Regions from separate parts of the Homo sapiens genome. Here regions 2, 3, 4, 5, 6 and 7 are each linked to region 1. A link is a loop called in an ENCODE intact Hi-C map of the cell type or tissue named here. Cell type or tissue: GM12878. All regions are shown on one strand. Links, peaks and the distances in the headings refer to the core of each region. The heading gives the core; the rest is flanking DNA.

Region 1 (4,323 bases), core at 137-4,136:
TGTGTATGCCACCATGCAGTGAGGCACCCCTGAACTAGGTCCTTCAGGACAGCTGCTGTGGCGTGAAGCTGCCACTTCTTGTTCTTATTGTCTTTCTGGTTCTTCTTCCTCTTCCTCCTCCTCCTCTTTTTTCTTTTTCTTTTTCTTCTACTCCTTCTCCTTCTCCTTCTCATTTTTCTCTTCTTTCTTCTCTTTTTCCTTTCACTTTTGGCTCTTGGCGGGTCAAGCATTATACTGAGACTGCTTCTTCCTCTGCTCCTGGTGATGCAGGATGCCCCTTTGCAGAACAAAAGTGAGAAAGGCCTCATTTGTTCTTAAAGGAGCAGATATGAAGGTCACCAGTTCAGTCCCTCTGGTGTTCCACAAAGGCGCCAATGTGTTACTTTTCATGAAATGTCACCATGAACCCACCCCTTAACCTGTTCCTCATGGCTCACCATTCTTTCCCATTCTCTTTGTGGATGCTCTAAATGTGTAATCCTGAGCCAGCAGGAGCCTTGGCAAGTTGTCCCCCTTTGTCTTTTCTTTCAATCCAGCCATGTGAACACAACGATCCAGATTTCAGTGTGTATAGGCAGGCTGTCTCTCCCACGTGCCCATTTGCCCACTCTCACTCACACAGGCAGGCACCCAGAGACCACAGACACAGACACAACCACATGGACTCACAGGGAAACCCCGACAACCACAAATATAATCACAAACACACATGCACAGGGAGATACACACACAGACACAAAGACATACACTAACACATGCACACTCACAAACTCATAGACACACACACACACACACACACACACACACACACACACAAATCCTCACACAGGCCCAGGGGTGCGGGCTCAAGCATTCACCCACACAGACGCACACACACATGTGTCGCCATAGCCACCAGACTGCCCACGAACTCTCCCATAAAGGCTCTCAGTCGGCCACAGGCAATGGGCTATGGGTGAGGATTCCTGGCTCCAGGCCTGGGTCATTATGCTGTTGATTGGGCACCTAAGGCCTTCTCCTGAGAATGAATGCGGGAAGTCTGTTATCAGATAAGCCCCAGCAGCCAGTGTGAAACTGGAGCCTCCTGGGTCAACCTGCTTAAAAAGGGACCACACCTTGGGTAGAGGCAGACAGTCCCCTTGGGACCCTTGGCCCTCTGTGATGCCATGGGAATCTGTGTTGCGTGGTGGCCTTCCCCAGTTCCCCTAAGCCACCCTCATGTCACCCCTCCCCCCCACCCCATGTGAAAGCCAGGACAGCCTGCACAGAGTCAGACTTCAGTCAGTTGCTGAGTATCCCCTCTGAGGGAGATTCCTGCCACACGCCCTGTGACTGCCTGTTGAGCTGTTCGCTCATTTTGGTGACCTCCATGTGCCAGCCCAAGGTGGTAAACTCTATCTGGAGCTCCAGGCTTTGGGAGAACCACCAGTCCTGCAGCAAAACCTTGGGTAATTCAGCTGGGTGACCAGCACCTTGTCCTGGGGCGGCAGCCCCATGATCCCAGTCTTCCTGTGGTTTCCCAGTGGCCATGATTATGTATCATTTGTCTTCTATTTTTCTGCATGAGCATGAGCCATGAAACCTGGAGAGGGCCAAAGGAAAAGCAAAGGCTGGCGGCATAAAGAGGATTTCCGCAGTGTCTCCTGCCTACTGGTCCTAGGTCGTAGGGTCCCTTAAGTTTGGTGGTCAACCTGAGACCAGGTGGCTGGCTCCTTTTTATCCTCCCTGTCTTTTTTTTGTTTCTCTTTCCCTTTTCTTTTTTTCACATTGGAAAGGGTGGAGGCCGTCGGATTGGAGGGGCAGGGTTAAGCTTGTAGTTGGCCTTTGTAGAGCCATAGTGCCATCGAGCGGAATCTGTTTCTGGAAACTGGAGGCAGCTGGGCATGAGTGCTGGAGAAATCCCAGGAGCACGAAAGAGATGGTGGCGGTGTGGGGCCCCCAGGCTGAAGCTGGACGAGAGAGGAACTCCTGGCTGGCCCTTTGCCCTTGCTCATTACCAGGATGGCACCCGGGCTCCACAGCCCTCTCCGAAAAAAGGGCAGGAAGGGGCGGCCCTCCATGGGTTCCCCTGGCCATCTCCAGGAATTGCCGGGCAGGAGTCGTCCCGCCCACAGCACCCCACAGCTCCTTGGTTCACTGGGAGGATAGGGGACCTCTGGCCCCAGCGTGATTCCAGGCAAGGGCACCCCAGAACTCCCCACAAAAGAGACCAGTGTAAACGACCCCAGTCTCGGCCGTCAGTAGTCAGTGGCTTCCCTTAAGCCCACCTCAAGATGGCTGCCAGGGCACCTCCGCACTCTGGACTGACTGGTCTTGGGGCTGCCTGGCTGCTCTGTCCCTGGGCCTCTAGATTAGCTGCTTCTCCGTGGGGTCCAAATGGCAGGCACACTTCCTTCAAAGGTTTAAAACCGCGATGGGGGAAACTCTGGCTTAGTCAGAGTCCACCCAGCCCGACATATTCTCGCTGAAGTCTGTGCCTGTCAGAAGGCAAGTATCCCTGCAGCCGGTCGTGTTCAGAAACAACTGCCGCTGGATGGCAGTGTGGCTCCAGAAATGGCAGTCACTTATTTCCCTTGCTTTTCTCTTTCTCCTTTTGCTTCCAACAAAACAAAACAAAACAAAAAGAAAAGAAAGAAAGAAAGAAACCGGCCAAGGAGCGCTCACCTCATCTACAGCAGGACTCCCCACCTACATGGTCTCTTTGGGGAAACCTGCAACATGCGAAAGGCTCTCTGCCTCCCTCCTTCCCTCTGGATTCCTCTCTGGGCAGGGGTCCCAGTGAGCCAGAGGAGCCTATCCTCAAGAAATCCCACCCTTGGGGCTGTGGCATGGTGGGGATAGGTCGCACTGGGGGCAATGTGAAGGGGTATGGGGGAGGGGTGTGTGAGTGCATGGGCCTGCTTGTAGGCCACTGCTGATTACTTCTCTGAATTTGCACAAGCCTCCTAAGGAGACCAGGCTGCCTGCTTGTGAGCACTACGCTTGTAAATAGGGAACACACTGTTTCTTGGGGAAGGGACAAAAGCTTGGATCAAAAGCACCCAGGTCCAACAGGCATCCATAGATTGTTGACCCTTCTAGCAGAAGAAGGTCGGGCCAGGTGTCTGTCAGGATGAGACTCGACAGATTGGACACCTGTCCCAGGCCTTCAGCTACTTTTCTCACTGGAGCCCAGGCACTCATCCATGCCCAAGAGTAGGAGGGGTATTCTGGGTGGCTTCCACAGGCGGCTCTCCTAGAGAAAGCCACTTGGCATAGCTGATGGAGCATGTGTGCTCACTGAATGTGATGGCTCACCAGTTAATTCCCCGGGCATCTTAGTCATTCTGCCAAATACATGGGTAGCCAGGCCCCAGCCATGCTCACTTTCGCCTGGGCCTCCTCTGTGTTCCTGTGCTGGGCATGGAAGTGAAGGTTGAGGCTGGCGTGTCTTTGCAGATGGTGAGGTGGCTGTTCCTTGGTTTGATACCGAGCACTCTGGGCTCCTCAAGCTGAATTCTATTGCTTGTCAGATTATTCAGCCTGGAAAATGGATGAGACAGTGGAGGACAAATTGTGCCACCCCTTTTGGGTCTCCAGGCAGAAATGGGAAAGCCATGCATGGGTCCTTCATACAGAACACTTGTTGAGATGCAAAGCTGTGGCCTCATTGCTCTAAAGGTTGCATGTCTTACCCATGCCTCTCAGTGACTGGAGAGCAGCATGGAACACAACCATCTCAGAATATTGCAAATGTTTTCTTTCTTCGCTTGTTACAAGTCTTCCTGGATGTGTAGGCTGCACTGGGAACGTGCAGAGCTTTAGAGGAGAGAAAATTCACCCTACAGGTTATGATTCCCACACTCAGAGGGGTATGACCTACTCTCACGAACGTCAGTTTCATGCATGGGCTTGCACTCTCAGGGCATTCCAGGAAGAAGGGCAACAGTACCATGGAACAGGAATCACTCCCTTTCTGTCACTTGTCAACAAATGTGGATCCTTTTCTCATGTGTAGTAATCACCATGGGGGCACCTCCAGTGCCTGCATAAGGAAAATGCAAGAAGAAAGGAATGCAGGAAGATCTGGACAGAGTTCTTCGGGGTGGCATTGGGAGTCTGAATGTCAGAGGTCCTCATTTTTAACATTTAACTCCCATCACATCTCACCTTTTTCCTGTCTTTATCTGTGCTTCCATACATCCTCAGGCACATACATGTATCCTCACCCATAGTCACTCAAAAGTGTAGGCCCAGGCACCTCCCGTAAAACCTGGATCCCATTGTCTAGACAACTCTAACTGGGCAGGGTTCCTCAGCTTCCAGGTTCTCTTTTGTTCATCT
Region 2 (4,323 bases), core at 119-4,118, 790 kb after region 1:
CCTTCGCGGGCACAGTCACTATCCACAACCAGGACCTGCTGTTGCGCTTTGAGAACGGCGTCCTCACCCTGGCCACGCCCCCACCACACGCCTGGGAGCCAGGGGCCGCTCCTGCCCAGCAGCCCGGGTGTCTGATCGCCCCGCAAGCTGGGTTCCCGCATGCCGCGCACCCGGGTGACTGCCCAGAGCTGCCGCCAGACCTCCTGCTAGCTGAGCCGGCCGAACCCGCGCCAGCTCCGGCGCCTGAGGAGGAGGCGGAGGGCCCGGCCGCCGCCCTGGGCCCCCGCGGACCGCTGGGCTCCGGCCCAGGCGTGGTGCTGTACTTGTGCCCCGAGGCGCAGTGCGGGCAAACCTTCGCCAAGAAGCACCAGCTGAAGGTGCACCTGCTGACGCACAGCAGCAGCCAGGGCCAGAGGCCCTTCAAATGCCCCCTGGGTGGCTGCGGCTGGACCTTCACCACCTCTTACAAGCTCAAGAGGCACCTGCAGTCGCACGACAAACTGCGGCCCTTTGGCTGCCCGGCAGAGGGCTGTGGCAAGAGCTTCACCACAGTGTACAACCTCAAGGCGCACATGAAGGGCCATGAGCAGGAGAACTCATTCAAATGCGAGGTGTGCGAGGAGAGCTTCCCCACGCAGGCCAAACTCAGCGCCCACCAGCGCAGCCACTTCGAACCGGAGAGGCCTTACCAGTGCGCGTTTTCTGGCTGCAAGAAGACATTTATCACAGTGAGTGCTCTGTTTTCCCATAACCGCGCCCATTTCAGGGAACAGGAACTGTTTTCCTGCTCTTTTCCTGGCTGCAGCAAACAATATGACAAGGCTTGTAGGCTGAAAATTCACCTGCGGAGTCACACCGGCGAGAGACCTTTCCTTTGTGACTTTGATGGCTGTGGCTGGAACTTCACTAGCATGTCCAAACTCTTAAGGCACAAAAGAAAGCACGACGATGACCGGAGGTTCATGTGCCCTGTGGAAGGCTGTGGGAAATCTTTCACGAGGGCGGAACATCTGAAAGGCCACAGCATAACCCACCTGGGCACAAAGCCTTTCGTGTGTCCTGTGGCAGGCTGCTGTGCCAGGTTCTCTGCTCGCAGTAGCCTCTACATTCACTCCAAGAAACACCTGCAGGATGTGGACACTTGGAAAAGCCGTTGCCCGATCTCCTCTTGTAATAAACTCTTCACATCCAAGCACAGCATGAAGACGCACATGGTTAAAAGGCATAAGGTGGGCCAGGATCTCTTAGCTCAGCTAGAAGCAGCAAATTCTCTCACACCCAGCAGTGAACTTACCAGCCAGAGACAGAATGATCTCAGTGATGCAGAGATAGTGTCTCTCTTCTCTGATGTACCTGACAGTACTTCTGCTGCATTGCTGGACACAGCATTGGTGAACTCTGGAATCTTGACTATTGATGTGGCTTCTGTGAGCTCGACTCTGGCAGGGCACCTCCCTGCTAATAATAATAATTCCGTAGGGCAGGCTGTGGACCCTCCGTCCTTGATGGCCACCAGCGACCCTCCTCAAAGTCTGGATACCTCTCTCTTTTTTGGAACGGCGGCCACTGGTTTTCAGCAGAGCTCCTTAAATATGGATGAGGTCTCAAGTGTAAGTGTGGGGCCATTGGGATCTCTGGACTCTTTGGCCATGAAAAACTCCAGTCCAGAGCCTCAGGCTTTGACACCCAGCAGTAAGCTAACAGTGGACACAGATGCTCTGACTCCTTCGAGCACCCTTTGTGAAAACAGTGTCTCAGAACTACTGACACCAACCAAAGCGGAGTGGAACGTACATCCTGACTCTGACTTCTTTGGACAGGAGGGAGAAACCCAGTTTGGATTCCCCAATGCAGCAGGAAACCATGGTTCTCAGAAAGAAACAGATCTTATCACTGTGACTGGCAGCTCATTTTTGGTATGAACCAACTCTATTCATTCCTCATCATGTGGCTTACTTTTATTACAGTCAATTTTGAGGATATTCTGGACTAAATATTTAAGTGCAGTCATTTCTTTTTGGTTTGCAAAAAGAGCACAGCCCTGGACTACAAGTTTGGAGATTTAAATTCTGATCTTGAGTTTGGAACTGACAAGTTGTGTGACCCTGAGCAAGTCAGTTAACCTATCTGAGCCTTAATTTCCTTATTTATAAATTGAGGTGGTTTGAATAGATTGCTTTTAAGGTCTTTCTGCTCTGTGATTCCTTGATAATACATTTCTTTCCTTGAAAAATATGAGGACGTTTTTCAGTGATGTGGCATGCGTTTTTTTTTAACTGCCCCCCCAGCCCTGACATGTTCTTTTTTTGGCAAACATACATAATGTTACATCATACTATGATGAACATCCATGTACTTTTCACTCAATTTCAGCAATTATGAATCCATGAACAATCTTTTTTAACTTAGCCTCACTCACTCCCCATGTTCTAGTATTATTTTGTAACAAATAGCAGACATCTGATCATTTTATCCATAAATATTCTTTATATATCTCTGAAAGCTATGGGATGATATGGAAAAAAATGATAATTCCATTATCGCAAGTGATATTTACAGTAATTCTTTAATATCAGTAAATATCCAGTGAGGGTTCAAACTTCCAATTGCCTCATAAATGCTACTTGTTTTATTATTTTTAATTAGTAGAATCCCGTAAATCTCCTAAGTGTCTTCTTAATCCGTATGTTTCCCTTTCATCTTTCTTTTTTTCCTTGCGATTTTGTTTATGAAATGAGGTTGTTTCACATGTAGCATTTGCCACAATTTAAGTTTTGCTAATTGCATCCCTATGGTAATGTTTGCTTTCCTCTATCCTCTGTTTCTTTAATTTGCTAGTTATGTCTAGAGACTTGATGAGATTGAAACATGGCTTTTGGCATGAATGTTTCATAGGTTATGTTGTGTTCATTTAGTAGGTGGCGCATAATCTGTGGTTTTCTCTCTTTTTGTGGTATTAGCAGCTGCTGCAGATAAATGCATTAATTCATGATGCTTCTGATATGATGAGTCATCTTTGTAGAGTTACTAAGCATTAGCAAAGGAGGAAATGCTATGTAATAGAAATATTATTCAATGCCAAAATATTTTCTTAAATAGTCATAGAACTAACAAGAAAAAATAGATAGCAAAAAAATGTGTTGGCTGTTCTCACTGTTTATCTTCCTAACTTCTTTTGATGATGGAAGGCAGTTTTGTGGAAATTGCCAGCCAGGACTTTGACATGAAACAGACCCAGGGCTAAATTTTGGCTCTGTGGTGTTGGATAAGTGGCCTTGAATAAATTAGTTATTAAGCTTCAGTTTTCTAGCTTTTAACTGATTATAACAATGCACACACATACCTGACACACTGTTAAATTTTCTTCTCTTCCTGTTTCTTATGTTAAGGAAAGATACTCTGTGTTTTGGCATATGTTGGTGAATTTGTACCATTTTTATCCTCTCAGTCCTTCCTTTTATAAGACAATAATTGGAGTAGTTTAATCTTATTCATGTGCAGATAAAAGAGGTTTATGAAGTTTAGGGTGAAGTAGGCAAGGGAATCTGTTTACTCCCTCTTCCCTCTACTGAATAATTTTCCCTCTACTGAATAATTTTCCCTCTAAGAATTGCTGTGGGTAATACCAGGAGTGGGGACATTGCCCACATGCATAAGAGCGTATCTCTCCATTCGATCAGTTTGTCACCATCTTTGCTCTGTTTTGAAAGTCAGGCTTCTCTGTGACTGTGAAGCCTGCTGTTCCCTGAAAATCTGATAATGGAGCAGTGGAGGTTTTTTTCTTTCTGTGCTCTGTAGATCTCATTGTTTGCACTTGTAATTTCCCAGAGTTGAAAGGAAAGATTGAACTGGAATATTGTGTAAACTATCTGTCTTACATTAGTGTAGCATTTTGCAATTTGGGGAACATCTTCACAATTTGTGTCTCGTTGTTCAGAACAACCCTGTGAAGTAGTTTTGGCAATGTCTGTGTTACATTTCATGTAATTTAGCCAACTCCCATTCCAACTAGGCTTTGGCTAAATCTGACAATTTTATATATAGCTTAAAACAAAGAATATACATTCTTTTCACCCCTCCCAGTCTACCCATCCAGCCTTCATGATTCATTCCTGTGTCAAGGTTAGTCGCTGTTTTCCATTTGAATTGGTTTCTTTTATGGTCAGTTTACTTTCTTCCCTCTCCCCTCCCTTTCCTGCACATCCCCATCCTTGCTATGCCTTTCTGTCCTCTTTTATAATGGATATATCTTTTTCCTGCCATTATCCCTCAGACATTCTCCTCATGGCACATTTTCTTCAAATGCTAACATTTACTGAGTGT
Region 3 (4,323 bases), core at 199-4,198, 1.0 Mb after region 1:
AATGGTATCAGCTCCTCTTTGTACCTCTGGTAGAATTTGGCTGTGAATCCATCTGGTCCTGGACTCTTTTTGGTTGGTAGGCTATTAATTATTGCCTCAATTTCAGAGGCTGTTATTGATCTATTCAGGGATTCAACTTCTTCCTGGTTTGGTCTTGGGATGGTGTATATGTCCAGGAATTTGCCCATTTCTTCTAGATTTTGTAGTTTATTTGCATAGAGGTGTTTATAGTATTCTCTGATGGTAGTTTGTATTTCCATGGGATCAGTGGTGATATCCACTTTATCATTTTTTATGCATCTATTTGATCTTCTCTCTTTTCTTCTTTATTAGTTTTGTTAGCAGTCTATCAATTTTGTTAATCTTTTCAAAAAACCAGCTCCTGGATTCATTGATTTTTTGAAGGGTTTTTTGTGTCTCTATCTCCTTCAGTTCTGCTCTGATCTTGGTTATTTCTTGCCTTCTGCTACCTTTTGAAAGTGTTTGCTCTTGCTTCTCTAGTTCTTTTAATTGTGATGTTAGGGTGTCAATTTTAGATCTTTCCTGCTTTCTCTTGTGGGCATTTCGTGCTATAAATTTCCCTCTATACACTGCTTTAAATATGTCCCAGAAATTCTGGTACATTGTGTCTTTGTTCTCATTTGTTTCAAAGAACATCTTTATTTCTGCCTTCATTTTGTTATGTACCAAGTAGTCGTTCAGGGTACAGGTTGTTCAGTTTCCATGTAATTGTGCGGTTTTGAGTGAGTTTCTTAGTTCTGAGTTCTAATTTGATTGCACTGTGGTCTGAGAGACAGTTTGTTATTATTTCTGTTCTTTTACATTTGCTGAGGAGTGCTTTACTTCCACCTATGTGGTCAATTTTGGAATAAGTGTGATGTGGTGCTGAGAAGAATATATATTCTGTTGATTTGGGGTGAAGAGTTCTGTAGATGTCTATTAGGTCTGCTTGGTGCAAAGCTGAGTTCAATTCCTGGATATCCTTGTTAAATTTCTGTCTCATTGAGCTAATGTTGACAGTGGGTTGTTAAAGTCTGCCATTATTATTGTGTGGGATTCTAAGTCTCTTTGTATGTCTCTAAGGACTTGCTTTATGAATCTGGGTGCTCCTGTATTGGATGCATCTATGTTTACGATAGTTAGTTCTTCTTGTGTAATTGCTCCCTTTACCATTATGGAATGGCCTTCTTTGTCTCTTTTGAACTTTGTTGGTTTAAAGTCTGTTTTATCAGAGACTAGGAATGCAACCTCTGCTTTTTTTTTTTTTTTTTTTTTTTTTTTTTTTTTTTTTGCTTTCCATTTGCTTGGTAGATCTTCCTCCATCCCTTTATTTTGAGCCCATGTGTGTCTCTGCCTGTGAGATGCGTCTCCTAAATACAGTACACTGATGGGTTTTGACTCTTTATCCAATTTACCTGTCTGTGTCCTTTATTTGCAGCATTGAGCCCATGTGTGTCTCTGCCTGTGAGATGCGTCTCCTAAATACAGTACACTGATGGGTCTTGACTCTTTATCCAATTTACCTGTCTGTGTCCTTTATTTGCAGCATTTAGCCCACTTACATTTAATGTTAATATTGTTATGTGCGAATTTATTCCTGTCACTGTGATGTTAGCTGGTTATTTTGCCCGTTAGTTGATGCAGTTTCTTCCTAGCTTCAATGGTCTTTACAATTCGGCATGCTTTTGCAGTGGCTCGTACTGGTTGTTCCTGTCCATGGTTAGTGCTTCCTTCAGGAGCTCTTGTAAGGCAGGCCTGGTGGTGACAAAGTCTCTTCACATTTGTTAGTCTGTAAAGCATTTTATTTATCCTTCATTTATGAAGCTTAGTTTGGCTGGATATGAAATTCTGGGTTGCAAATTGTTTTCTTTAAGAATGTTGAGTATTGTCCCCTACTCTTCTGGCTTGTAAAGTTTCTAGTGAGATGTCTGCTGTTAGTCTGATGGGCTTGCCTTTGTGGGTAACCCATCCTTTCTCTCTGGCTGCCCTTAACATTTTTTTTCCTTCATTTCAGCCTTTGTGAATCTGATAATTATGGGTCGTGCATTTGCTCTTCTCGTGGAGTATCTTTGTGGCATTATCTGTATTTCCTGAATTTGAATGTTGACCTGCCTTGCTAGGTTGTGAAGTTCTCCTGGATAATATCCTGAAGAATAATTCAGGATAATATCCTGAATATCCAACCATTCTCCCTGTCACTTTCAGGTACACCAATCAAACGTAGATTTGGTCTTTTCACATAGTCCCATGTTTCTTGAAGGCTTTGTTCGTTTCTTTTTACTCTTTTTTTTCTCTGAACTTCTCTTCTTGCTTCATTTCATTCATTTGATCTTCAATCACTTATACCCTTTCTTCCACTTGATCGAATCGGCTACTGAAGCTTGTGCATGCGTCATGTAGTTCTCATGCTGTGGTTTTCAGATCCATCAGGTCATTTAACATCTTGTCTGTGCTGTTTATTCTAGTTAGCCATTTGTCTAATCATTTTTAAAGGTTTTTAGCTTATGATGGGTTGAAACATCCTCCTTTAGCTCAGAGAAGTTTGTTATTACCCATCTTCTGAAGCCTACTTCTGTCAAGTCATTAAAGTCATTCTCTGTCCAGCTTTGTTCCATTCCTGGCGAGGAGCTGTGATCCTTTGGAGGAGAAGAGGCACTCTGATTTTTAGAATTTTTGGCTTTTTTGCTCTGGTTTCTCCCCATCTTTGTGGTTTCATCTAGCTTTGGTCTTTGATGATGGTGACCTACAGATGAGGATTTGGTGTGGACATCCTGTTTGTTGGTGTTGATGGTATTCCTTTCTGTTTGTTAGTTTTCCCTCTAACAGTCAGGTGTCTCAGCTGCATATCTGTTGGAATTTGCTGAAGGTCCACTTCTGACCCTGTTTGCCTGGGTATCACCAGCAGAGGCTGCAGAACAGCAAATATTGCAGAACAGCACATATTGCTGTCTGATCCTTCCTCTGGAAGCTTCATCTCAGAGGGGCACTTGGCTGTATGAGGTGTCAGTCGGCCCCTACTGGGAGGTGTCTCCTAGTTAGGCTACTCAGGGTACAGGGACCCACTGGAGGAGGCAGTCTGTTTATTCTCAGATCTCAAAACCTATGCTGGGAGAACCACTGCTCTCTTCAAAACTCTCAGACAGGGGTGCTTAAGTCTGCAGAAGTTTCTGCTGCCTTTTGTTCAGCTATTCCCTGCCCCCAAAGGTGGAGTCTATAGATGCAGGAAGTCCTCATTGAGCAGTGGTGGGCTCCACCCAGTTTGAGCTTCCCAGCTGCTTTGTTTACCTAGTCAAGCCTCAGCAATGGTGGACGCCTCTCCCCCAGCCTCACTGCCACCTCACAATTTGACCTTGGACTGCTGTGCTGGCAGTGAGCAAGGTTCTGTGGGCATGGGACCCGCCAAACCAGGCACTGGATATAATCTCCTGGTGTGCCAATTGCTAAGACCATTGTAAAAGCACCGTATTAAGCCAGGAGTGTCCTGAGTTTCCAGGTACTGTCAGTCACGGCTTCTCTTTGCTAGGAATGGGAATTCTCTGACCCCTTGCACTTCCTGGGTGAGGCGATGCCCTGCCCTGTTTTGGCTCACACTCCGTGGGCTACACCCACTGTCCAACAAGTACCAGTGAGGTGAACCTGGTACTTCATTTGGAAATGCAGAAATCACCCATCTTCTATGTCACTCATGCTGGGAGCTGTAGACTGGAGCTGTTCCTATTCAGCTATCCACACCAGGATCCTTTTTCTTGTGCCAATTAGGTAAATGACATGGACACACATGGAGTGGTTTTAAAAAGTGGAAAGTTTAATTAGGCAAGAAAGAAGAAGAAAGGCTCCCTCCATAGAGAGGGAGGGGGGCCCTGAATGGAGAAAAACCCCACATGTGGTGGAAACGTAGTTGGTTATATTCAGAGGCTAAAGGAGGTGGTTTCTAATTTGCATAGGGCCCAGGGGATTGGTGTGACCAGATGTGTCATTCATGTAGCCCATGAAAAACCTGGCCCTCTCACCCTAGTCTTTTAATATGCAAATGCTGGTCGCCATGATGTCTTGCACACGTGGTGTTATCTGGAGGTGGCCATCACACCTGGCACACATGGTGAAAAGGAGAAGAGGGAGGGAACTGCCATGTTGGTTGGACCTGGTTTCTAATCACTGGCATTTACATATCAATGCTTAGTCTGATTTTTCAAGCCACTTTCTGTTAGAAAAAAAATGTTTTAAGGGTTGCTTTTTATTAAAGGATATTTCCACTGAGAACCTTTACCCTTTCTAGTTGCCTAAAAATTATTTCTAAATAACTCCTGTATTAGTCCCCCTCAA
Region 4 (4,323 bases), core at 139-4,138, 180 kb after region 1:
TTCTAAAAGTTAATGTCCTAATGACCAGCAGAAGAGGGCAACTTCAGTTAGGTAGAGAAAAACTTGTGAGTGGCTATGGAAACTGAGAAAAACTTTCAACTTAGTAGGGAAGAAAAACATATCATGGAAGAAGTGAGCATATTGTTGCTAAAATAGTTTTACCTGCCACTGAAATTTATGCTCTAAAGGGAAAAGAAGACTTTATCATCTTTTTTGAGGAAAGCTGCTATTTATATATTTAGTTCTTTTGAGGATAGCAATGGCCCATGACTGTTTCACTGGGGAGAGTTTGAAATAGTCTTTAAACTCAAATAAATGGACCAAATTAAATTTGTCAGTATAGATTTAGTAAAATAAGATTGCTAGCCAATAATTGCAGAAAGAAAAAGTATCATATTTGTTCACAAAGTCCAATATTTTGTTCATTTAAAACAGCTTTGAGTGGAGCTGTTACCTGTTTATGTAATTTTTCTTGTTGAAATGAACAAAATAAAATTCCCTAAAAACTGAAATAAAATCAGAGAATTGTACACCTCCTTACCAGAGACTATAAAGCATCTAGCAAATATGGTGAAACTGGGACCAGGTCAAAGGAGGATGTTGAGCATATCTTCTGTAATCTCAAACTGAGTCTAGAACTCCAAAGGACCTACCCAATATTTTACCTGGAAAGATAAGAAATAAATATTTGAATTAACGTGTCACTATTGAAATTCATGCATAAGTACACAATAAATGTGTATGACAATGTTCTTGGTGGCATTGTTCATAATAACCACATTTTGGAAACTGTCCCAATATATATCAACAAGGATTTGCTAAATAAATTATGCTTTATTCACACAATGGAATACTATACAAAGAAGTAACTCTGCATATAAGAACCTACAAACATGTTCACGTTCTATTAAGTGGAAAAATTTATAGAGGAGGATATATACTATGGTTCTATTTCTACAACTTCGTATATGTGCACATAGATGGATTTAATGTACAGGTGTATATATGCGTTTTCTGCCTCTCTGGTCCTCTCTGTGTCTCTACACACATGTGTACATGCATGCATAAAAATACACAGAAAGGAACTTCTATGGTTTGAATATTCCCTCCAAAACTTATGTTGAAACTTAATCTCCAATGTGGCAGTATTCAGAGGTATGGCCTTTAACAGGTGATTGGAACATGAGGGTTCTGCCCTTGTGAATGGATTAATCCACTGACAGATTATCATGGAAGTAGAACTGGTGGTTTTATAAGAAGAGAAAGAGAGACCTAAGCTACCATGTTAGCATACTTAGTCCCCTTGCCATGTGATGCCCTGTGCTACCTCAGGACTGCAGAGAGTTTCTACCATCAAGAAGGCCCTCACCAGATGTGGCCCCTCAATCTTGAACTTCCCAGCCTCCAGAACTGTAAGAAATACATTTTATTTTTTTAAATAAATTTTCAGGTATTTTGTTATAAGCAACAGAAAATAGGCTAAGACAGGTGCCATGAGTGAGAGTGAACCTCCAGAGTTTATGATCATTTGATACCTAGGAGCTGTGTTGGACTTGACATAGCCAAACCTTGATCAGACTGTTGATGGCCTACATGTGATGTAGGAAATATATGGGACATTGTGTGATTGTCTTTAATCAAACCATAAAGCTAGACCACACTGCTTTAGGCCTAGACAGAATTTCCTCCAAAGGGAATATGTTGCCACTGTCAGATTCAATGTATGAACAGGAAATGAAGACCTAGGAGGCAGGCCTTACCTTGACTATGAATGAAGAAAAAGTACTCCTTTCAGTATCTGGAGCTGGTGAAAAATTTGGCCTTGAACTCCACCTTGTGGACAGATGTGGAGATGCTATAAACACTTCCAGTGGTTGGAAGGTGAGCTGTCTGAAGCCAAGTGAAGGCAGAAAAGGAAGACAGACAGGAGAGTCAACTTGGTAGGAGACTCTGGGATGCGTCTGTGCCTGAATAGTTGTAATTATATTCAGTGTAGCATTTTCCTTCTTACATTCCAAAACTTTCAGTAAAATCTTGTAAACGCTTACCTTATGCCCACTCTTAGGATTAAATAGAAAAGAGGCCATCCTGTTGGTTTCACAGCAGTCACCCATGAAGAACAGCTGTTCCTAGGAGAGATGATTGCCCAGGGTTTAGCACCACCAGAAGCAGGAACATGCTACCGTCACAAGACTGGAGCAGAAGATCCTGAGAGGCTTGCTCATGAGCACATGTGGGGATAATAATATTAAGGATAAATAATCTGAAAGCTCTGTAAATGGTGAAACCCTTTTAATTAACAGTATTTACCTGAGGACAGGACTCAGTGAGGTAAATATGATCTTATGTGGAGTCTTGCAATAAGTTTGTCTCCCAGCCTCCAGCCACTCCAGCCCTAATATACATATACCCTTTATACTTCTGGACCTTTTAAAGCATGCATCTGATCCTACTGTCACTGCTCAAAATCATCAGTACTTTCCCTTCTGCCTGCAGAACAGATTCCAAATTCCTTAAACCTTCATTGAAAGGCCATTGTAGATTACAGTGTTAGATTAAACTCAACATATATTTCCAACCTCAGCAATCTCTATACATCTTTTCACTATCTTTAGGTATATGAGAGTCCTAGCTGTTCTACAAAACCTGATAGTGTAATCTGGCAAACATAGTAATTTTGGCTTTTATCCAGCTTGGCCCTGCTGTTTTTTTTTCAAGAGGTCTGAGTCTGCATTGGTTACCAAGAGTTTCTTAGTCAAGCCCTACCTATATGGCAGTCAGTAGGAATTTCTGCCAGAGTATGGTGAACCAATCATTGAGATTCTCCAGTCCATCATGGATTATTCAGTGAGAGAGTAAAAGTGGATGAAGCATCACCAGTTTGCCACCATCTTAACCCAGAAACAAAAACACAGTAAAAAGGAAAGTACACTAAAAGAACCAAACAGCAAACAAAACAACCAGTATTCCAAGTGAGATTTATTTTGTTATGTTCTATTTTTTTGTTAGTGGCCTTTTAAGCTGCAAAATATAACTGAATATGAATTAAACTGTAAACACATAATTGACACATTTATCTATTTTTCTCAGAGACAAAGGCACAGTGCTAGTTTTTCGGTGAAAACATTCTAAACCATGTTAAAACATGTCCAGTTTGTAACCGGCCTTTAGAATTTGTATAGGGCTGATTTTCTGCCTAGAAACTGATGCTATTATGTCTCTTCCAGCTTTATTAAAAAGGATTTTTTCCTGTATGTTTATATCAGATCTAAAGCCCTCACAAAACATGAAGATATAATTAAATGTAATCATTTTTGCTGATTCTCTGGACTTGGTCCTAAGGTAGATAAAATTAAGACCTCGTTCATAGGACAAGTTGGTCATTTATCCAGTGTCTACCTATGACCATTGTTGTCCATATGCTGACTTAAAATTGCCCCTTCACGATTCATGACACAGCACTGTCAACAACTTCACACGTGTTTTCACACTCTAGTTCTGCTTGGATCCTCACTAAATCTTGTGACGTACTCAGATCAGATTCTGGTTCCACCTGACAGACCAATGTAACTATTCGGAAGAGAAGTTTGGTATTCTCTAGCAAAATCGAAGATGTGCCCACCCTATGACCCAGCAATTCTAGGCATATGCACAACAGAAACTCATGTGCAAAAGGAGAAATGTGTAAGGATATTTTAGAACAAGAATTAAAAACAAACAAACAAACAAACAAAAAATCCCAAACTAACAATTACCTAGATATTCATTCTTTGGGAATATATACATTGTGGTATAGCCTCAAAATGGCATTTTATATATCCATATGAAAAGGTCACAAAAATAGAGTGAAAAAAGCAGGACACAAAAATACTGGCATAGTACACTATATGGGTAAAAATTTAAAACATGAAAACAATATATATTTTGGGGATACATATATAGTGAAAAAATAAACTAGTAGGAAGGACATATCAACTACAGTTCAGCGACAAAGGAAAAAAATGGGGTTGGAATAAAATAAGAACTAAAAATGTATCTCTCTTTTTTAATTTCCTTCATTAAAAAAAAAAGGGACAAAAGAAGAAGGGGCAGCAGCAGTAGCAGCGTGGCTTGGGAGTCAGACATACTGATTTAAGATGTGACTCCTATAGGACTTTACTGTTACTTTAAACCCTTTCCACTCTCTGGACCTGTTTCATACTCTGTACAAATGAGGAGGGAGACTAGACAATCTCAAGGCCCGCACAGCTCTTAAATTCTATTTTTCTGTCCTTACCACCAGTCCTTGTCTGTATATGCTTACATTCTTAATTTCCATATACC
Region 5 (4,323 bases), core at 98-4,097, 1.2 Mb after region 1:
GATAAATTGGACTTCATTAGTACTAAAATCTTATGTACATGAAAACTGTCAATAGTGAAAACTCAAACTACAGAATGAGAGAAAATATTTGCAAATCAAATATCTGTTAAGAAATTAATAGTCATAATATATAAACATCTGTTACAACTCAACAACAACAAAACCCAGGTGAAACGTACAAATATTTGACTATATATTTCGAAGGACTTGAATGAACACTTCTCTAAATGAAATATATTGCAGCTCAACAAAAACATAAGCAGATGTTAAACATCAGTAATCATTGAGAAAATGCAGATCAAACTCCAAATCGGATCCTACTTTACACCCACTAAGATGGATACTAACTAAAAAAAAGTATATAACAAATTTTGGCAAAGATGTAGAGAAAGTAGGCCCTTGTGCGTTGTTGATGAAAATGTAAAATAATATAGCCACAATGGAAAACTATCTAAGAGCTCCTCAAAAAATAAAAAAAAAATAATTATCATATGATCATAAAGTATAAGTGTATATCTAAAAACATTGAAAACAAGCATGAAGAGATATTTTTAAACCCATGTTCATAGCAGCTTTATTCACAATAGACAAAAAAGGTTAGAGCAACAAGTGTCCATCAATGCTTGATTGAATAAATACAAGGTGGTATATACATATAATGGAATATTATTCATCCTTACAAGGAGTAACATTCCAAGGCATGCTACAATGTGAATGAACCTTGAAAGAATTATGCTAAGTAAAAAGAGCCACCAACAAAAGGAAAATATGGTATGATTCCTTGTATTTGAGATTCCTAGAATATTAAAATAAATATAGGTACAAAGTAGAATAGTGGTTATCAATGGCTGGGAATGGGAGTAGTTTGGAGTTATGGTTTAATGGGCACAAAATTTTAGTTTGAGATGACAAAATTTCAGGAGTTGGGTAGTAGTGATTATTATGCAATAACGTGAATGTAGTTAATACAACTAAATTGTATAATTAAAAATGGTTAAAGTGGTAAATTATATATTATTTGCGTATTACCATGATATTTAAGTCATTAAAAAATGATTAGGACTTTTGGGTTCAGTTCAGACAGATAAGAAGTTGAGAACAGAAGCTTTTACTTTTTAACAAGAAATGAAGTAGACAAACAAAAAGTTAACTATTTTTCAAGAACCTGCTGTGGTGAAATAGAATATTTTTAGACTTCCTAATTTTTTTGGATAAAGCCTTAGCCTTTGAATAACTATTTACATATAATGAGACAGGTATCTTGCCATTTGCTAATGTCTATTGTATCGTTTCCAGAGATGACAAAAGAGTTATGTCCTGGACTAGTTATCTAAATTAAGATTTGAGGTGCTAGAGATTCTGGAGTGGCTATCTTTCTAGATATTTGAATTTCTAGGAAGAATAAACTCTGATCTTTTACACATCTATGGGTCATAAAAGCTGAGAGACATGGGCCTGTGTGGCTCCTGGAGAGATTTTATTATATACCAGCATATTGGCATAATGAGAAGGTCCTTTCAGGAGGGAATGAAAGCAGCTATCCCCTTTCCATTTGTAAGCAGAAAGGAATATTTTTTTCTTATTCATCTATAGAGTGTCTAACTACTGATGTAGGACAATTGACTTGGTGATCATGTCACCATAGTGTCCATGAATAGGCAAAAGGCAAGCCAACATACTTATTACATACTGTGAGGTATAGTAAGAAAACTTATCTAATCTAGAACAGCTCATGTGTACACTCAGAATAAAATTAATAAACATGAATATTAAAAACTTAATTCTCAGCAGAAAATTGAAGCCAATGGATATGTGACCGTCTCAAAATCCTGAAGGCTCATGGAAGAAGACACATGAACCATTTGCTTTCCTGGAGGAAAAAGAAAAAATGTTAACACCATATAAACTGATAGAAACATAAAATTAAAAATAACTATGAATTGCTGAAGGCCAAGTACAAGCTAGTTTGTCCGAAGCTGGTGGGGGCCACAGTGGTATTGAGGTTGATGTCCATTTGCAACCTCTTTTTTTTCCCCCCTAGGAGTTTCAACAGGCTTTCGGGGGAAGAACAGATCAATTGGAAGACAGCTCCCTCTGCTGGTGCTAAGTCGAGAAGGTGGTAAATAGTCACTGTGACATCTACATAGGCTTAAGTCCCTTGTGGAAAAAACAAGTTTAATTTTTAGGAGAAAAGGATACCAGCAAAGGCCGTTAGTGAAACGGTATTAAAGTTGAAAGGAGGAAAATGTCATCAGCACTATAATCTTTGTCTCACTTAAGAAAAAAGGCCTTAATTTGCGGCAGGGAAGTATTTAAATATACAGACTGTAAATATTGGAGGGTACATTTTTGTGGCTTAGAATGTGAATGGGGGAAAATACAAAATAGGCCTCCGAGAGAGGGAAGATGAAACACTCGAGACACATCCCTGTGAGATAGAGCTACTGTGCACTCTAAAAGCCAAGGCTTAATTATAACATTAATGAACATCTCTTCAATACATATTACGGACACCATAACAAGGCATGAATATAACAGAGAACTATCACTGGGAGAGTTGCAAGAGACAGACTCCTTGAAGAAAAGAAAAATAAAGATACAAAGTAAAGAGGGGAAAAAGGGGGTGACAAAAACAAGGTCACTGAAGAAATTCATAGCAACAATAACAAAAAAATGTAAAATGCAGTTGAACTCTTAGCTAGATAAACATAAATTCCTGCACTATAGTCCTACTTGTCTCAGTCTTAATTTCCCAATAAAACATGCCCAGCTTTCAACATCAAAAAAAATTATTAGGCATGTTAAAATGTAAGGGAAAACACAGTCTAAAGAGCCAAGACTATAATTAAGACAATAATCAGATGTGACATATATTTGTAATAAAGTTTGAAGTCAAGCGACATGATGCTTCTAGCTTTCTTCTATGTACTTAGGATTTTCCTGGCTAGTCAAGCCTTTCTTGATTCCATATGAATCTTAAAATAGTTTTTCCAATTCTGTGAAGAATGTCATCGGTAGTTTGATAGAAATAGCATTGAATATGTACATTGCTTTGAGCAGTATGGTAATTTTAATGATATTGATTCTTCCTATCTGTAAACACAAAATGTTTTATATTTCTTTGTGTCGTCCCTGATTTCTTTGAGTAGTGTTTTGTAATTCTTACTGTTGAGATCTTTAGATATTTTATTCTTCTGGTGGCTAGTGTGAATAGAATTGCATTCCTGATTTGGCTTGTAGCTTCGAAGTTGTTGGTGTATAGGAATGCTACTGATTTTTGTACATTAATTTTGTATTCTGAAACTTTGCTGAAGTTTTTTATCAGGCCAAGGAGCTTTTGAGAAGAGACTATAGAGTTTTCCAGTAATAGAATCATGTCATCTGCAAACAGAGATAGTTTGACTTCCTCTCTTCTTATTTGGATATCTTTTATTTCTATCTCTGGATTGATTTCTGTGGCCAGGACTTCCAATTCTATGTTGAATAGGAGTGGTAACAGGCTGTCCTTGACTTATGGTGATTTTCAGAAGGGAATGCTTTCAGCTTTTTCCCATTCAGTATGATATTGGCTGTGGGTTTGTCATAGATGGATCTTACTATGTTGAACTATATTCATTCAATGCCTAGTTTATTGAGGATTATTACGTGAAGCATGTTGAATATTATGAAAATCCTTTTCTGCATCTATTGAGATAATCATGTGGTTTTTATTTTGTTCTGTTTATGTAATAAATCACATTTATTAATTTACATGTTGAACTAACCTTGCTGCCCACAGATATAGTCTACTTGATCCCAGTGCTTTAGCTTTTTGATGTGCTGCTGTATTCCCAGTATTTTATTGATAATTTTTGAATCTCTGTTCATTAGGTATACTGCCCTGAGGTTTTCTGCTTTTGTTTTATCTCTGCTAAGTTTTGATATCAGAATGACTCTGGCCTCATAGAAAGAGTTGGGAAGGATTTCCTTCTCCTCAATTTTTTTGAATAGTTTCAGTAGAAAGAATATCAGCTCATCTTTATACATCTTGTAGAATTAAGCTGTGAATCTGTTTGCTCTTGAGCCTTTGTGGCTGGTAGGCTTTTTATCACTCTTTCAATTTTGGAGCTCATTGCTGGTTTGTTCAGGGATTTGATTTCTTCCTGGTTTACTCTTGGGAGGTGGTATGTTTCCAGGAATCTGTTTTTCTAGGTATTCTAGTTCATGTGCATAGAGGTGTTTGCAGTCGTTTCTGAAGGTTTTATTACATTTCTTTGGGGACAGTGCTAATGTCCCTTTTGTCTTTTCTAATTGTGCTTACTTGGATTCTGTCTCTTTTTTATG
Region 6 (4,323 bases), core at 118-4,117, 1.1 Mb after region 1:
GCCTCATAATTCAGAATCTAATTTGGTGTGTGGCTAGACTAACAACGTTCTTCTTGGACTGCCAATAACACCTGCAAAACCTATCCCACACTCATGGGAACACATCAATGCTATTTATTATTGGCAATCAACAGGAAACTCAAGCACAATGCACAACAGTCACAGCAAGGAGGAACATGCAATTGCCAACTACACCAAACGTGCCTATAGCCTTAGCCACAGCAACATATAAAATGGTAAATCTAACCTAATGCAGGGCTTGCTTCTGCCAACCTGATTTTAGAAAATATAGTGTAATACTTCTTCCCTGGCAACGCTGCATCATATACCTCACTTATTTAGATGAGCCGATTCTCCTAACCGTTGACATTCAATAACCTTATCCAGAGACTTATCTCACGTAAATGTATAGACAATGGTGGGCTGAGCCCATGACAAATTTAGTTAACCCAGGTGCTGAATGCAAGGTGGATAACACAAGCTTGTTTGACTATACCATTTTCTGCTCCTATTAACACAACCTGGAACTTCTGGAACTTCACAAAGCCATGTGAACTTCCCTTCAGTGGAACAGAGAATTCAGGCAGCAGAGGGAGCCTGGAGGTCCTGTAAAGGAATCAGATGGCTTCCCTATCACAATCTTCTCCTCATCCAACCCTGAAGAATATTTCCTGCACTTGGGATTGGTGCAAAATTCCAGTAGAATTTTATTCAACAGTGGAACCCCCTCCCTCAAGTACTTTCCGCCACCAAACCACACTAGATGTGACTCCCCAATGTCACAAATGAGCTTTCCAAATAGTTCCTCATGGTACTAACTTCCCTAGGATCACTAATTTTGGAGGCAGTAGGAACAGCATATGTGTGGAACAGCACACCACAATTAAGAGAAACACATAGCCATGTTGCAGGAATTACCCACAGAAATTAGATAAACAGCCCAAGGACTGAAACTCTTTGCTGAATCTCACTGTACTTTAGTGGCCATGGTGTGAGATAACTGCATAGCCCTAGGTCAGGCTGCTGGAGGGGTCACAGGGCACAGGGGCTGTGTGCTTGCTAAAATTATCTTCCTGCATGTGCGTAGATAACACCAAGTTTTACAGATAGCTGGGGTCATGTACCAAAGGGGATATAAATGCCACTCTATTGACTAAACGGACTGGTCAAAACAAAATTGTCTCCTTTCAAATTTATTCTACTGGCTGCCCAAGTGGGCAGATTGGCTGAGAACTGGCTTTTAAAATCCTAATTTGTAGCCTTATAGCATTCTGGGTCTTGAGGATGCTTCATCGCTGGCTCCCAACTGAGACTCCATGAAATAGCATACAACTTAGATTGTAAAACAACATGGGGCCAAGGCATGGACTGTTAAATAAGTGGATTAATATCTTTAGATGGTGCCTTGTATCTTGTTCCCTATATTCAGAGACAGCTAAGACCATTAGCTCAAAGCTCATTGGAACTAAAATCAAATGTTTACACACCCAATTGCTTTAAATATGGCCCCCAGTAAGCACATTTTTGGCCCTTTAGAACCCACCCACATTGCACCCTCTGTAAAACCAGACACACCATCTGCTAGCCGTAGATAGGACATACTCTGGGGCTGGACAAAAGCCCCAAGCCTCTGATGCCCATGGGAACTCTCTGACACAGAGACTCCACACCTGGCTGCTGAGTAACATCCCATAGACACATGAGCCTCCTGTCCAATTCTTCTCTCCTTTGGAAGTTGCCTTGAACTCTTCCTCTTCTGGGTGGTGGCCTCTTGCTGCTGCCTCTGGAAGGTCTCCTGCTGTGAGGGAAGTTCCACTCTCCTGAAACCTTTCAAAGGGCCAACCAAATAAAGCATGTTGTGTGCTACTGCCATCTAATGGTCATGACTTTTTCCTTGCTCAGCCCTGATATCCAGAAAATCAACACACATACTTAATGGCAAACTTTGTCAGAAGCCAAGATAGTGGAGAAACAATGGTCAGATATTGTTGAGATAATTGTCCATGGCCTTTCTACATTTATTGTAACAGCTTTTGTCTCTAACTATAGTTTGAAGAATACTTGTATGTCAACATTTGACTGGCTGCTCCTCATTTCTCCTGTGTGATTTGGGGCAGAGGGCAAGGGGAATTAATGCAAACATGAACCAAAACAAACTCTGACCCAAGAATCTCATATATTCTGCCAACATCTGTGAAACTGAGGTATGCTAGTTTGTGAGCTTGCAAGTAGGGTACAGTCTCAAACTCTTCACATTTCTTGCCAATTTTGGTAATGAAGATGAAACATAGCATTCTGGAAAGTGATAAAACAAGGGTGCTTCACTGGCCTGGTTAGGGGATATGAGAAGACTCCTCGGGATTGGAGAGCAAATGCTTTTTCCCGAATGGATTGGCACTAAGTGCATTAAAGGCCCTTCCCCACTCACTCTCCTACCTATTAATGAAGCTGAGGGGCAGGATGCAGAATTAAACCAAGCTGTTTGAATCATGGTTTGGTTGTTGTTCACTCTCCTCTGCATGGGAGGAAGAAGGGATGATGTCATGGTGCTGAGTCAATGACTTGCCAAACCTGAATAAGTGGCGTCAGCAGTGAAGATATAGAGTTTTCAGTGGAAAAAAAACCATCTGAAGTTTGTTTGGTTGAACCACACTGCTGGCTACTGGAAACCAAATGCAAACATGCCTTGCTTACTAGTATAGACAGAGTCTTTTCTCTCTCTCTCTCTGCATTTCCTAACTCCTGGTTCTCTTCCTTTTCTCACTTCAGGTGCTATAAGAAGAAAGATGATTAGTGGTGAGCCAGAAGTCTCTCTGTCCTCAAGACAGACTAAAAGGCATATGCATGGTAGGGTACTTCAGGAAAGGGACGGACTCACATGTTCACAGAACTGTTACATATAATCTCCCATGACACTATCTTATCTGATTTTCTGGGGAGTGGAGGGAAGGGGTAATAGGTATGAGGTAGATGAAAGCACCAAGACTGTGGAGCAGAGCTGCTGGGGAAATCAAGGGACAGAATGGAAGAATCCCTGAGCCCTTACAGTTCTGCACAAATGGAGGTACACAGGAGAGGATTTAGCATACAAGCTGGGGCAAAGAGCCAGAGGGATTACAAAAAAGGCTTACAGTCCCCACCCCTCGCCTCATCCCAAGACTCCCCTGCAATCCCTACATTCTGGCCTGGACATAGGGAAATCCCCTAACAGCTCTTGCTGTAACCCCTGAAATTCCTGTAGTGAACTCTAGGTCTGAGTTCATTTAAGGGAAAAAAGTCCAGAAAAGCAATTGTTGGGGTTTGGGCATGGTTCACAGTGGGGTTTGGAAGCCAATATGACTTTGTACAGGGACGCCTTTGGGAAAGTTGAATAAACTGTTCTTGTTGCTTCTACTTATAAATGGCAGGATTTGATGGGTCATATGCTTGTAATTTCTCATTCTACAGGTCTCATATAAAGTCATCCCCATCACAGAGAGACAGAGGTAGAGGGAAGTGTTAGTGGAACAAACTCCAATGAGATTTGTCAGCAGTGGTTGGCTCAGGATTTAGCATTAGTGTCTCTACCTTCTAATGTTCAATATTTTCACTATATACATAATAATTGTGTCAGCTGGCCGGCTAGAAGTCTCAGTCTCAAGGGTCCTCAATGCAGTGTTATTACATATCTGTCAGCAAGGGTGGCTGATTTATGCTCCCAAATACAGGGGCCTGCTTGCCAAGTAATCTCTTGGGACTAAGCAGGCAAATTCACAACATTAGATCCCTCTAACAGGAAAAAATTGACGTCTCTTCATACAACCTGCCACCGAAAAAGAGGCTCAGAACCTCAATCAACTCCTTGAATATTACATACAGGACAAATCTGTGTAACTGATGATTTTGCCGATGGGGGCACCTGGCAAGGGGAAGCAGTCAACACCCAGAGAGATCCCTTGGGGAACTGGACTTGTTGCCTCCCTAATATGGCTACAGGGTACATCCCTTTTGAAAAGCAGCTAATGGCTTGCAATTGGGATTCTGTCAAAACTGAACAATCGATTCATGGAGAATTTGTTACCATCTGGCTCGATATTTCCATCTTTGAGTTGGTCAACTCAGACTCAATGACTAGCAGGTAGGAAGGGGTCAATAAGCTTGGCTTATGAAATGGAAACGGTAAAATCAAGAACAGTCATCTGATCCCACAGACATTTCTTTTTTATTATATTTATTTTCTTCATGTTTGAGAAATATTTTTTGTCAAGATGTCCCAGAAGGCAACATTTTAAAATTGGGCAATCAATAATACAAAATTTCAGATAAACTTGCCTTTCCAAATAA
Region 7 (4,323 bases), core at 259-4,258, 480 kb after region 1:
AGCTACTTGGAAGGCTGAGGCAGGAGAATCACTTGAACCCGGGAGGCAAAGGTTGCAATGAGCCAAGATGGTGCCACTGCACTCCAGTGGCGCTCCAGCCTGGGCGACAGAATGAGACACCATATCATAACAAAACAAAACAACAACAACAACAACAACAACAACAAAACCTGGAATATTATTCAGCTTTTAAAAAGCAGGAAATTTAACATTTATTTTAAAGATAAATCTTAATGGTCTTATGATAAGTGTAATAAGTCCATCATAAAAAGTATGAATCCACTTATACGAGTTAGCTAAAGTAGTTGCACTTTTAAAAAGAGAAAATAGAATGGCATTTGTAAAGGGCCAGTCAATGGGGAAAACAGGTAGTCGATTCATGTATAGTATGTATTCATTTTGCAAGATAAAAATGTTCTGGTGATATGTTGCCAACAATGGCAATATACTTAACATGGTCTAACTATTAATATAAAATTAAAATATTTAAGATTGTAAAAAAAAAACAGAAGCTTTACATCCATATGTGATTTAATCTTCATAACACCATATGGCAGCTGTTATTCTACTTTACAGATGAGAAAACACACCTAGGGACATTAAGTGATTTGTTCAAGGTCAAAAACATAATGAGTGCTGGATCTAGGATTTGGATTCAGGTCTGTCTGGTCAGAGCCCAATCAGTGAGCATTCTTTGTACCTCAGGCTCACATATTTGTCATTTACAACTTAAATAAAGTAACAAAAGTTGGGCAAAGTAAATATTTTCATTTTGACAAAACCTTTCTCTGGTAAGGAAGTTTCACTCAGCTAACAGGTTTTGCTCAGAACTGTAATGGAGCCTAGATTATGACAACCTGCTTTATCAGCTTTCTTTACTGGATCTGCTAGATGTGCCTGTCATGATTAACCTGCTTTCTACCAGGTGCTTGAATTAGGCTAGAAGTGCTGTGATGACACTTTCAGTATCAACCTAAGTTCTGCAGGTGAAAAGACAGTGACCTGGATGACGTTGTCATTTCACCTACCCAAGACCTTAAATGCCAAGCTCGAATCCCTATCTTCAACGCTCATTATCTCATAATCACATACCTTCAGCCTACAAACCTGTATTGACTTCTCATCAAGCCCTATGTCAGGCTCTGGCAATACAAAGAGGAATTAGAATGACCCTGTTCTTCGAGGAGTTTATATCTAGATGGGGCATAGACACAAAAACCTAACACATAACAGAGGGTTGTAAGTGCTATGATTTTGTTAATCTGTGGAGTGCAGGGTTACAAAAGAGTGGCATCACACCCAGTTGTAAGTTCAGGGAAGACTTACTGGAGGAGGTGGTACTTGTCCTGAACTAGATGAAGAGGTTGGGAAAGCAGATGCAAAGATAAGGAGGGAAGAGAGAACTTTCGGATAGTTGTTTGTCAGGAGCTTAGCATGTGAGGGATAGAAGGGGTTAGGGATGAAGCATAGAGTTTTTCAGACACCAGTCATGAGAGTCGAATGCTGGACAAAGTAGATGGGTCTTGAATCTGTGGAAAATGGAGAATTATTGCGGAGTTATTGGCAGGGGTGTAATATTGTCAGATTTACATATTAGAAAGAACACTCTATAAATAAAGGCAGAGTGATCAGCTAGATTATTTGTAGAAGTTCATGTAAACCTCAGTGAGATCTGAGCCAGACTGAGTTGAGAAGGAAGGGCTGGATTCTGTCATGAGAATAAGAGAAATGGAAGAATCTGAAGTGATTCTAGATTTTTGGCATGGCTGACTGGGTGGATGAAAATTCCATTTGTAGACCTGTAGGGGCAGCAGTCTGGGGGACAAAAGGATGAGTTTTGGACTTGTTGAGTTTGAACGATCTGGAAGACATTCACATGGATATGTCAAAAAAGGCATTTCAAGTGTCCAGTTTAGGAGACAGATGGGCTGGAGATTTGATGTTCATCAGTACTACCTGTTAGTGATCTTATAAGGATTAAATAATATGCATATGGAAAATATATATATACTTGCCATTTAGTTGTTTGTTGAGCATACTGAATATTTGCATACAAAGGTATACTTACAACACTTTTTTCACAAGCACAGCTGAAATAAACTATAACAACTACCACTTATACTATTTACCATAAATTGTGCTAAATGTTTTTACTTATTATCTAGTGTTTATGGTAACCCTTTGATATAGGAGTAGTTATTCCCATTTTTTTTCTTATGAGTAAACTGACTAGGAGATATAGTGTAGGTTGGCCAGGGCTACACAGTAGCAGAACTGGGGAATTCCAAGGCCAGTGTTCTTTCTTATGACGCATTTTCTGTCTTGGGTTACAACAGCACTAACGACAGGTAGCATTGCACACAGGCAGCTGCTGGGAAGTCTCCGCCCCCATCTCTGGCTAGGAGCCCTGCAGGTGATGATAAACAAGCTCCTGTGGAATTGTGGGTAGACACTGGACTTGTAAACGAAAAGCTTCATAAGTCCCTCTTTGCTTAGTACTTTTCTCGTCCTTTCCCCAGGGTGCACGTAACCCTCAAGCACTAGGACCGTGCGGAATCCAGGCTGCGATGGCACCTTCATTTACCGCCCGCATTCAGTTGTTCCTCTTGCGGGCGCTAGGCTTTCTCATAGGCTTAGTAGGCCGAGCAGCTTTAGTCTTAGGGGGTCCAAAGTTTGCCTCAAAGACCCCTCGGCCGGTGACTGAACCATTGCTTCTGCTTTCGGGGATGCAGCTGGCCAAGCTGATCCGACAGAGAAAGGTGAGAATGCAATTCAGAAGAGGCTGGAGGGACAGGTCTTTTAGCAGGATCCAGGAAGCTTAGTGGTGGCGGTGGTTGTGGTTTCCTTTCCATTCTCTACTAGGGCGACTTAGGAGAGGCATTTATTGGGGATGAAGGGAGACTTCTGGGTGTTGTAGTACGTTTATTTTTACCAAGGACATTTACTGTGGGCATGGGTTGGACTATTTTGGTACCGTCATAGTCCTTCCTATCCATTTGTCCTATTTGTGCATAATTACTGTGTGTGGGGTAAAGCAGGTGTGAATTTCAAACTGATTCTCAGCTATGGAAAGTCAGTCTCTCTCTTTCTCTCTCCCTCTCCCTTTCTCTCTCTCTATTCTTCCGTCTCTCACAGGCCCCAGATCAACCTGCTGCTTACCATTCAACCAATTCTTTTTAAAATTGATTTAAAGTAAAAGTAGTACTTGGTCTAGGATAGTAAAAGCTGCGTCTACCATATATTTATTGCATAGTATATGTGAAATACTCTGCCTGGGTACTTAAACATATTCTATTTCACGGATGCAGTTATATAGGCAATATTCATATTTTATGCATAAGGAAACTGAAGTAAAATGATTTGCACAAAAATTGTTGAAAGTTCTAAATTAAAAAAATTAAGCAGCTCATTCGTTCTCTATAGAATTGTGCAGGCAGGACTATTCATCTCTGTCATATAAGTGATTGGTTACCTGGAGATCTTGAGCTACAGTCTAGTATTGTTTATTTATACTCTGCTTGTTTTCACCTCTCTGCTGTTTCATTTGTTTTTCGTCATTGCTTTATTTCCAGAATCTACAATACTACTTAACAAAGAATAGGCATGCAGCAAATACTATCTCAGTATGTGCTCCTGAATGTATGAATTATTAATATTTGTATTGTACTCCTGGTTACCTTTCAAAGACATATCCTGTCTTCTTGCCGTACCCCCTCCCCAGCCTCTACCCACTCATGCATGCTTTTCTACCAGTTAGGGAGGCAATGGGATGTATTCGGTTGGTGCAAAAGTAATTGTGATTTTGTAATTGAGATTTTGACATTACTTTTAATGGCAAAAATCACAATTACTTTTGCACCAACCTAATAGTAGAAAGATGATATATTTCAAATTTTGGACTGTCTGTTCATGGCTCTGTGACCTTGTGCCACACCAATAGCAGATAATACATATCAAGAACCTGGCACATAGAAGATTGTGTAACATAATGATTAGAAGGATGGACTCTAGAGTCAGACTCCCTGGGTTCAGAAATCCTAGCTTTTCTACGATCTAGCTCTGTGATCTTAAAAACATTTCTTTTTTTTTTTTTTTTTTTTTTTTTTTTTGAGACGGAGTCTCGCTCTGTCGCCTGGGCTGGAGTGCAGTGGTGCGATCTTCGCTCACTGCAAGCTCCGCCTCCCGGGTTGACGCCATTCTCCTGCCTCAGCCTCCCGAGTAGCTGGGACTACAGGCGCCCGCCACCATGCCCGGCTAATATTTCGTATTTTTTAGTAGAGACGGGTTTTCATCGAGTTAGCCAGGATGGTCTTGATCTCCGGA

What was found. Hi-C counts contacts between places; a loop is a spot of excess contacts. Peaks named below come from ENCODE experiments on the same cell type or tissue, not always from the same donor. Only the 100,000 strongest peaks of a DNase experiment are listed, where the experiment ranks them.
Region 2: it touches region 1 in a loop (5-fold over the local background); 7 of 110 quality-filtered maps call a loop at or near these places.
Region 3: it touches region 1 in a loop (5-fold over the local background); 3 of 110 quality-filtered maps call a loop at or near these places.
Region 4: a loop joins it to region 1, with 6 times the contacts of the local background. A loop is called at or near these places in 52 of 110 quality-filtered maps.
Region 5: a loop joins it to region 1, with 12 times the contacts of the local background. A loop is called at or near these places in 7 of 110 quality-filtered maps.
Region 6: a loop joins it to region 1, with 6 times the contacts of the local background. A loop is called at or near these places in 11 of 110 quality-filtered maps.
Region 7: a loop joins it to region 1, with 4 times the contacts of the local background. A loop is called at or near these places in 3 of 110 quality-filtered maps.

What each region holds. Positions count from the first base shown.
Region 1 is chrX:56,801,201-56,805,523 of GRCh38, forward strand. The region is part of intron 2 of NBDY (negative regulator of P-body association); the gene reads left to right. Among named protein-coding and RNA genes, the nearest start is that of NBDY, 74 kb to the left of the region's middle. RefSeq lists an enhancer at 2,243-2,382. In GM12878, for the core only: CTCF peaks have their summits at 1,855 and 2,518 (motif pointing right); DNase peaks (open chromatin) are centred at 1,795 and 2,531; H3K4me3 peaks cover 931 bases; H3K27ac peaks cover 2,264 bases.
Region 2 is chrX:57,592,539-57,596,861 of GRCh38, forward strand. It overlaps ZXDB (zinc finger X-linked duplicated B), which reads left to right. Exons shown (of 1, transcript NM_007157.4): 1 at 1-4,323. The coding sequence ends at 1,922. Among named protein-coding and RNA genes, the nearest start is that of ZXDB, 2.7 kb to the left of the region's middle. RefSeq lists silencers at 1-100, 161-350. In GM12878, for the core only: no CTCF peak of the experiment used is centred there; no DNase peak of the experiment used is centred there; H3K4me3 peaks cover 1,504 bases; H3K27ac peaks cover 217 bases.
Region 3 is chrX:57,812,843-57,817,165 of GRCh38, forward strand. LOC124905232 (a long non-coding RNA gene) reads right to left here. Exons shown (of 2, transcript XR_007068362.1): 2 at 3,785-4,323. Among named protein-coding and RNA genes, the nearest start is that of ZXDA, 95 kb to the right of the region's middle. In GM12878, for the core only: no CTCF peak of the experiment used is centred there; no DNase peak of the experiment used is centred there.
Region 4 is chrX:56,976,532-56,980,854 of GRCh38, forward strand. It overlaps a transcript of SPIN3 not described here. Among named protein-coding and RNA genes, the nearest start is that of SPIN3, 17 kb to the right of the region's middle. In GM12878, for the core only: a CTCF peak has its summit at 1,836 (motif pointing left); a DNase peak (open chromatin) is centred at 1,790.
Region 5 is chrX:58,024,107-58,028,429 of GRCh38, forward strand. No RefSeq gene overlaps it. Among named protein-coding and RNA genes, the nearest start is that of ZXDA, 120 kb to the left of the region's middle. In GM12878, for the core only: a CTCF peak has its summit at 2,099 (motif pointing left); a DNase peak (open chromatin) is centred at 2,065.
Region 6 is chrX:57,927,704-57,932,026 of GRCh38, forward strand. It overlaps the pseudogene MYCLP2. Among named protein-coding and RNA genes, the nearest start is that of ZXDA, 19 kb to the left of the region's middle. In GM12878, for the core only: a CTCF peak has its summit at 1,875 (motif pointing left); no DNase peak of the experiment used is centred there.
Region 7 is chrX:57,284,259-57,288,581 of GRCh38, forward strand. It overlaps FAAH2 (fatty acid amide hydrolase 2), which reads left to right and starts at 2,448. Exons shown (of 11, transcript NM_174912.4): 1 at 2,448-2,759. The coding sequence starts at 2,568. In GM12878, for the core only: no CTCF peak of the experiment used is centred there; a DNase peak (open chromatin) is centred at 2,433; H3K4me3 peaks cover 792 bases; H3K27ac peaks cover 481 bases.